Linked DNA regions of Homo sapiens: regions 1 and 3 are each linked to region 2. A link is a contact called in ENCODE Hi-C or POLR2A ChIA-PET data. All regions are on one chromosome and are shown on one strand. Each heading gives the region's core, a stretch centred on a gene start or an enhancer-like site at or near the end of the contact. The rest is flanking DNA. Distances are from core to core; before and after follow the strand shown.

Region 1 (2,700 bases), core at 8-2,507, 350 kb after region 2:
CTTGGGCTGGCCTGGCCACCCCTCTGCCATGGGGGCACCCCGTAAAACATGTATTGGACCCTAGCGCCATAATATCACAACAGCCACATGTCTGGCTCCTAAGACCAGCCTGCTCACTATATCCCAAGACACCATCACCTTCAAAGATGGAAAAGACAGGCACCACTCACTGTGTGTCCTTGAAAAAGGCCTCCCCCTTTCTAGGCCTCAGTTTCCTCATTCATACCTGGAAGGGTTGAATGGGTGATGCCCTCTGAGCCCCTGGGCCGTTCCATCAGTCTTAAGTTTTATGGTCTGCCCAGGAGCTAGGCCACATTCTTCCCACCAGGAGTCATGGAGGTGACCAAGGCATGCTGACAGTGCCCGAAAGGTGCACACACAGGGTAGGAGACAGGAGTGGTAGAGAACCCAAGGCCACTCCTCAAAAAGCTTCCAAAAATACAAGCAAGTGAAATCAGCATGTGCTTTAAAATGGAAATCAGATTCCATTCAGCGTCTGGATAGCTACCTGTTGTTTCAGGTACCAAACAGACTCTGAGTGTGAAATCTACAGACAAGAAATGTACTGGGAAGTGCTATAGGGAAGTGGGGGAGCAGGACAGGCCAGAGGGACAAGCCAAACTGTGATGTAGTCACAACGGAGGCCTCCACCTGTCCCAAGGGGAGCTCTGGAACTGGGATGGCCCAGCAGAGGTGTCCCAGTTTGAGGCAGGGAGCTAAGCATTCTGTATCCCCACATGGGATGGCCATCGGATCCAGGATGCCCAGGGGGTGAGTGTTGATGACCTTGGCCAAGGCTTCCTCTTTCCACCAAAGGCACCATGGAGCTGCCCAGAGAGAGGCTCAGCTGATAGGGGCAGCAGCCAACACTCTAAGCAGCTGACAGAATGTGTGCCTGGATCTGAGGAGGGACTAGGGTGACACGCAAGAGCATCCACTAATGGCTATGATCATTTACTCATTAGAACGAATGCATGCAATGTTTACATCACACTAACAACAAGCCAGGCACTCTTAATTGAATGACAAACATCCGTTCCTATAATCCTCACGACAACCTCACAAGGTAAGTTACTGAGGCTCCCATTTTACAGAAAAGGAGACTGAGGTCGAGGGAGGTTATGTAGCTTGCCCAAGGCCACACAGCTAGGAAGGGGTGGAATGAAGATTCAAACCCAGGAAGTTCAACTCCAGAGCCTACACTCTAATGAGAAGGCTGTACTCCTGCCAGGTCTTGCCCCGTTACCTCCCATAACATGGAGCTGGCCAGCTCCCAGCTCTCCCTAGAGGCTGGGATGCAGTCAGCAGTCTAGAGCCTCAGGTTGCCCTGCGCTGCCAATATTTGTATTTGACAATTATCTATCATCCAAGCAGTTGGGAACAAGTCCCAAAACTGATTCTTACCAAAGGCAATTAACTAAAAGCCGCATGAGCGTACGTCGGGTTGCACTGTGGTGTGGGGGGAACGAGTGTGACTGAGACAATGAGCAGATGATGTGGAAGATATTTTCTCCCCAGCACTACAAAACAAGCCCTCAATCATGCCACAAAAGGCTCGTGTTGTCGGAAGGGAAATATGTCAACGACAGCGTTCGATCTTGGAGCGGTTCAAAAAGAAGAAGAAAAGAAATCTTTGAAATTGTAATTTGACCTAGAAAGGTTTTTCTAGGTCATCTGAACTTGGCACTTATGCCTCTAACCCCAAACCTAACACAGACAAAGTGCCAGGTTCACTTCCTTCTGTCAGTACCAGATAACACAGGAAATGGTATTTGTAAACACTGCTGATATATTTTTAAGCGCTGTCTCAACGTCGGCCTTTGGACTGGGAGCTGCGAGAACACTGGTGCAGCACAGCTCTGGAAGCAGGCAGATCTAGGTTCAAGTCCAGGCTCTGCACTAAGCTGCTGCATGGCAGTGGGCAGGGATCTTACCCCTCTCGTCCTCAGATTCCTCCCCTGGAGAACAGGAATGGAACAGGCAGGGTTTTGCATGCTACCTAGCAGTATGCAGAGAAAGGCCAGCTCCCCGCTTTCACCCCAGTTGCCTTCCCAGGCAGAGAGCCACCCCTCTGTTCTTGACTATTGAACCCTTCTGACCCAGATCTGGGCTGTCTCCTGGAGACCCAGGAGGGCAGTGGGGGGCTCTGTCCTAAGAGGCCTTTTCTCTCCCAGAAAACAGAAAACTGCACTCCAAGGCATGGCATGTGCCAATGAGTTATTCTAATTCATCTTCACTGTGGACCCACTAAGATAAATAATGAGGCCTCAGGGCTGGGAGGGCTTTAATCCTCTGGCTTCTGCAAATCCCACTGGGGAAACCAAGGCCAGGGCTGATGGATGGCCCACCGTTATTGGCAAGAGCATGTCCAGGGTTACAACCACCAAATTGTTGAGTCCTGTAAGCCTGCACCTCCAGAAGAAGCCAGATTTAGCCCAGTTACTGTCAAAAGCCCAAGGGCACGGTGAACATTCCTGTCTTCCCCAAGCCCTGACCTCAGCACCTACAATGTACCTGGCCATATGCCAGGTGCAGAGGGGCACTAGGGACCTAGAACCAATTCCCAGGGAAGCTCAGGTCCATAGGGAAAATGGGTATCTGCATAATGGCACCTGGAGGGGGGTGATAAAGCACTAAGGTGGAGATAGGCCAGGTGAGAGCAGTTGGTACATACCTGTGAGGTAGTGGGTCCAGAGTGAG
Region 2 (2,892 bases), core at 292-2,791:
GACACCCAGCCCTAACCAGGGGTGAGGGGTTAGTTTTGTGATAAACTGAGCAACTGAGTCTCCAACAACTTCATGTGATCTCCCCATTAACCCCCAGCATCCAGCATTTTCATCCAACAGGCATAGATAGCTGTTTTGTGTTTCTTTGTGTGCTTTTTAAGACGGTCTCGCTCCGTGGCCCAGGCTGGAGTGCAATGGGACCATCACAGCTCACTGCAACCTCAAATTCCTGGGCTCAAGCAATCCTCCCACCTCAGCCTCCTGAGTAGCTGGGACCACAGGCCTGAGCCACCAAGTCAGCTAGTTTTTAAAATTATTTCTTATAGATACTGAGTCTCACTGTGTTGCCCAGGTGAAAATAAATTTAGAAATTTAAACTTTAAATGTAATAATTGCACCAGGTGAGATGGCTCACTCCTGTAATCTCAGCACTTTGGGAGGTGAAGGCTGGCAGATCACTTGAGGTTAAGATTTGGAGAGGTCAGATCACTTGAGGACAGGAGTTGGTCAGCCTGGCCGACATGGTGAAACCCCATCTCTACTAAAAATACAAAAATTAGCTGGGTGTGGTGGTGCGTGCCTGTAATCCCAGCTACTCGGGAGGCTGAGGCAGGAGAATCGCTTGAACCTGGGAGGCAGAGGCCTGCAGTGAGCTGAGATCGCGCCACTGCATTCCAGCCTGGGCAACAGAGCGAGACTATGTCTCTAAATAAATTAATTATATTAATTAATTAATTTAATAACTGCAGAGCGTGGTGGCTCACACTTGTAATTGCAGCATTTTAGGAAGCCGAGGCAGGAGGATCGCTTGAGCCCAGGAGTTTGAGACCAGCCTCGACAACGAAGCAAAACCCTGTCTCTACAGAAATAAAAATAAAAAAAATTAGCCAGGTGTGGTGGTGCCCGCCTGTGGTCCCAGCTACTCGGGAGGCTGAGGTGGGAGTATTGCTTGAGACCAGAAATTTGAGGTTGCGGTGAGCTGCGACGGTGCCATTGCACTCCAGCCTGGGCGACAGAGAGGGACCCCCCCCCAACTAACTAATAAATAAATAAATACAATAATTATTCCTAAGGAAACTTCATCTCATGTCCCTCTACGTGTGCCAACGTAATGAACCCCTGAGCTCATAAACTAGCTTTTGGGAAAGGTTGATCTCCTCTTGTCTCTCGCATTTTACAGATGAGAAAACTAAGACTCAGATGGCAGAGGTGTCTCCGAGGCTCCAAGAAAGATCAAATGATGCTGTGACTACTGCTCCAATTCTCCAGGGCTACATTTATCCTCTTCCAGCCTCCAGCAAATACTTTCACAAGCGCTTTTTCCCAGACCAGAGCAAGACGCGGAGGCTCGGGGAGAGGAGGCGGCCAGGAGAGCGCAGAGGAGACGAGCGAGTTCGGGGACCGTCACGCGCCAGAGGCAGCAGCGGCCACGAGGGGGAGCGCGCGGGCTCCGGAGCCCAAGCACGCCTCAAGCTGTGGGACTCGCGGGCAGTGCGCATGCGCTCGAAGGGAGGTGGAGGCGCAGGTCCGGGCGAAGGGCGATACGGTGGCCGAGAGGGCACGGAGAGGAGGACGGTGGCTGACGAGATCCGGCATGGAGCATCTGGAGCGCTGCGAGTGGTTGTTGCGGGGGACGCTGGTGCGGGCGGCCGTGCGGCGCTACCTGCCCTGGGCCCTGGTGGCCTCCATGCTGGCGGGCTCCCTCCTCAAGGAGTTGTCCCCGTTGCCCGAGAGCTACCTCAGCAACAAGCGCAACGTCCTCAACGTGTGAGTGCACCCCGGTCCTCCGCTGTCCCCGCCCGAGCCGGCCCGCTGTCGCCTCGCCCAGAGAAGCCGGTGCTAGCTGCCGTGGTGGACGAGTCATTGGAGGGGAGGTCCTCCTCCTAGCCGTGACAGCAGCATCTGCACGCGTGTCACGCCTGGGAGGCCCCGGGGTAGCTGGTGTCACTAGCAGTTAGTGTTTGCAGACCCACTTTGGGCAGCATGAGCTTGACTGGGCAGGTGGTGACAAGCGGGGTCGTGTGTGTCTCTGTATATGTAGGGGTGTGGAATGGGGTGGGGATGAACCAGCCCCTGTCACCACTCCCCCGCCTCCCCTTGGAGTTAGGAGCTGACCCCTGCCCTGTTTGGGAGATGCCATCTCACCTCTGTCCTGCCTGCCTGTGGCAGACCCCGCGCAGACCCCACCCTGCGTCAGATCAGATCCCTCCAGCGCGTGACAGAATCCCTTTACGACCTGTGGAAGAGCCTCGCCCCAGCCTGTGACAGGCAGAGCCCCCGCCTGTGAGATACTCACAGAGGGCTGGAACCCCCTAGTCTGTGCCCTTTCCCCTGGATCTCCTTGGATCATCTCAGCCACTCAGAATGCATGGCAGTGGCCCAGAAAAGCAATCCCAGCTGGGCGCTTTGAGACATCTCCTTAACTCCACCCATCCACTCCTTTGCTTGCTTACTTGCTTTTTTCAAAACTCCCGGTTAGTAAGTTTATTGCACAAAAACTCTGTTGCGGTCATAAAGGGAAACTCTGAAAGATAAAACTGCTCCCTTGATGTGAGCCTAAGTGTTTTCCAGAATAAGTGTCTCTGGCGTGTCCTGAAAGTCAGCCCAACTTTGGTTATCTGCTTAAAACCCTGGTTCCTTTCACAGGCAGCTTCCTCAAATGCCTGACGGGTCTTGGCTCTGGCAAGATCTTCCTTATCAGTCCCAGTGAAGATTTTAGTGACAGGCCTGGGGGTGGTGCCTGAGAATCCATTGGAACCTAGAAAAAAGTCCTTCTGTCCTTGGTCCACCTTCCTTCCTCACCCACCCTGAGAGGCTGGGCTAAGAATAGATCATGAGAGTGGTAGTGGCCCCAAGTCTCTGTCCTGGGTTTAGGTCAGCCACCTTTCGTGA
Region 3 (2,700 bases), core at 41-2,540, 420 kb before region 2:
TGAGATGTCTCAGAGACTGAGAGAGGCAGGGGGGTTAGTGGACCTGGAGGGTGTGTCCTTGAGGTGAGTGGTAGTGAGGGGGTTGAGAGGGTAGAGGGAGTCAAGTCAGTCACCTGTGTCCCACCCCTGCTGGCTTCAGGGCAGGGGAGAAGCTGCTGAAGAGGTTCACGTTAGGTTATTGGCCATCCAACAGAGACTGGATGAAAAGACCTGGCCCAGCGAAGACGTTAAAACCTTTTTCATGAAAGCCAGTGGTGAGGGGGCATTGGGCAGTGGAGGTGTGACCAGAAAGGGGTCCTGATCCAGACCCCAAGAGAGTGTTCTTGGATCTCCTGCAAGAAAGAATTTAAGGCAAGTCCACAAAGAGAAAGCAAGTTTATTAAGAAAGTAAAGGAATAAAGAATGGCTACTCCATAGACAGAAGAGCCCTCAGGGCTGCCGGTTGCCCATTTTTAAGGTTATTTCTTGATGACATGCTAAACAAGAGGTGGATTATTCATGTGTCCCCTTTTTAGACCATAGAGTGTAACTTCCTGACATTGGCATGGCATTTGTAAACTCTCATGGCGCTGGTAGGAGTGTGGCAGTGAGGACTACCAGAGGTCACTCTCGTCGCCATCTTGGTTTTGGTGGGTTTTGGCCAGCTTCTGCAGCCTGTTTTATCAACAAGGTCTTTATGATCTGTATCTTGTGCCGACCTCCCATCTCATCCTGTGACTTAGAATGCCTCATCGTCTGGCAATGCAGCCCAGTAGGACTCAGCCTTATTTTACCCAGCCCCTACTCAAAATGGAGTTGCTCTGGTCTAACGCCTCTGACAAAGGGGCCATAGATAAAGACCAGGCCAGTGTGATGGGGCCACTTGCAACCAAGTTTGTCAGCCAACCTGGAGGTGATGAAGAGGACTTGGCCCCTACTTCTGCCCTTGGGTTCTCCCTGATGTCATAATTCATGTCAGTGGAAGTGAAAAAAGATGAATTCTTGAGAATCAGATGGCTGAGAATGCACCTCAGACCCTAGACCACATTTTAGCCATGGAGAGGCAGGTGGCCTTTTCGTTAGCACCTGACACATGGTGGCCATTGGTTGCCTCCCCTTTCCTAGGCAGAAAGTCGAGGGGTACCTCCCAGGGAGGCTGTTGGAGTTGCCCCTTGAAGACAGCCTCCTCCTGGCAGGTGGCCTCTCGGCTGTTCATGCATGGAAATGCCACAAGGAGGCAGCAGCACATCACTGCTGTCCTCCCCCGAGCTGGAGCTGTGTCTGATTTTAACGAGATGGGAGGTTTGTTAAAATAGATTTCTGGGCCCTACTCCCAGAGCTTCTGTAGGTCTGGGATGGGGCATTTCTAACAAGTCTCCAGGTGATGGCTGCTGCCTCTGGTCAGGTACAATGGATCTATCTGTTAGAAGTCAGGATAGTGATTATCTTGTGGGTAGTGAAGAGAGGGAGACCAAGGTGGATTTTGGAGGTGCAGGCAATGCATGGTCCTGCTGTTGACCCAGGTACTGATTGCATGGGTGTGCTCATTTGTGAAAACTGGACTAACTGAACACTTTTATTTGTATACTTTTTGTTTGTTTGTTTGTTTTGTTTTTTCTGAGACAGGGTCTCACTCTTGTCACCCAGGCTAGAAGCAGTGATGCAATCTCGGCTCACTGCAACCTCCGCCTCCTGGGCTCAAGCCATCCTCCCACCTCAGCCTCCAGTGTAGCTTGGACTACGGGCATGTGCCACCATGCCCGGCTGATTTTTGTATTTTTTGTAGAGGGGGTTTCACTACGTTACCCAGGCTGGTCTCGAACTCCTGAGCTCACGCGATCCACCCGCCTCAGCCTCCCAAAGTACTGGGATTACAGGCATGAGCCACCGTGCCTGGCCTTGTATACTTTTTATACTTCATTAAAAATTCAAGAAAGAAGAAAAAGCCAAGGAAAAGAGAAACAAAATGGAAAGAGAGGAGGAGAGAGGATGAGAGAGAGAGAGACAGAAGAGAGAAACGGTGAGAGAGAGAAACATAGAGAGATAGAAGAAAGAGAGAGGAACAGAGAGAGAGGGAGAGAGGCTGGGCTAGCCGCTGGTTCAGCTGGTTCTGACTTCCCATCCTGGATTGTGAGTGGTGATTCTATTCTTCAAGCCTCAGCTTCTCATCTGTAAAATGCAGATCACAGCAACCACCTCATTTTCAATAAGAGAAGGTATAGAAAGTGTGAAAGGAAAATGAAAACCCCAATTCACTCTGCCAAAAGGAAAAAACTAAGCTGAAAGTTGAGTCATGCAACAAGCTGCCTTTCCTTTGTTCGTAAGCAGAGAGCCACAGATAAAAGGCCAGGTATCTCCACGAGTAGCCACTCTGTGTTCACCTTATCTTATGTAAAGTTACAGAGCGTGAGACGAATACATAATCGAATACATAATTTCCCTACCTGCTCTTTTTCTCTTGCAATATGTGGATTTCCAGACCCTCCTTCTTTCCCCTCCAGCCTGCTTTCCCCTTTAAATACTGAAGCCCTCAAAGTCATCTTTAGAGAAAGGCACAGACCTCTCTACTGGGCGTGTCCTTAACCTTGGAAAAATAAATGTCTAAACTGATTGAGACCTGTCTCAGACACTTTCTGGTTTACAAAAGCATCAAGAACACAGTAGCTGCTCAATAAACAGTGAGACTGTAAGCTGCTCCCCTTAAGTGTGTGGGCTCCCCTG

The links. Hi-C counts contacts between places; a loop is a spot of excess contacts on that map. ChIA-PET counts read pairs that join two places held with the same protein, here RNA polymerase II (POLR2A). Pooled maps may share reads with other maps.
Region 1: a map of CD8-positive, alpha-beta T cell shows a loop between it and region 2 (5-fold over the local background). The contact joins the enhancer-like site here to the promoter of FITM2 in region 2. A Hi-C loop is called at or near these places in 1 of 168 maps with a recorded cell type or tissue (CD8-positive, alpha-beta T cell) and 3 of 50 pooled maps.
Region 3: a map of CD4-positive, alpha-beta T cell shows a loop between it and region 2 (4-fold over the local background). The contact joins the enhancer-like site here to the promoter of FITM2 in region 2. A Hi-C loop is called at or near these places in 4 of 168 maps with a recorded cell type or tissue (CD4-positive, alpha-beta T cell, gastrocnemius medialis, naive thymus-derived CD4-positive, alpha-beta T cell and 1 more) and 15 of 50 pooled maps. POLR2A ChIA-PET finds 5 or more read pairs at or near these places in 1 of 52 experiments (activated T-cell).

The regions. Positions count from the first base shown.
Region 1 is chr20:43,958,453-43,961,152 of GRCh38, reverse strand. All of the region lies in intron 1 of TOX2 (TOX high mobility group box family member 2), which reads right to left. Among named protein-coding and RNA genes, the nearest start is that of TOX2, 45 kb to the right of the region's middle. RefSeq lists a silencer at 1,590-1,884 and an enhancer at 1,590-1,884. Within about 2 kb of position 1,257, at least 4 of the 41 ENCODE cell types and tissues checked have a DNase peak (open chromatin) inside an H3K27ac peak, as active enhancers do.
Region 2 is chr20:44,309,851-44,312,742 of GRCh38, reverse strand. It overlaps FITM2 (fat storage inducing transmembrane protein 2), which reads left to right and starts at 1,541. Exons shown (of 2, transcript NM_001080472.4): 1 at 1,541-1,767. The coding sequence starts at 1,595. RefSeq lists enhancers at 1,489-1,638, 1,235-1,964, 1,929-2,018, 1,965-2,694.
Region 3 is chr20:44,732,066-44,734,765 of GRCh38, reverse strand. The region is part of intron 3 of KCNK15-AS1 (KCNK15 and WISP2 antisense RNA 1); the gene reads left to right. Among named protein-coding and RNA genes, the nearest start is that of KCNK15, 12 kb to the left of the region's middle. Within about 2 kb of position 1,290, at least 4 of the 41 ENCODE cell types and tissues checked have a DNase peak (open chromatin) inside an H3K27ac peak, as active enhancers do.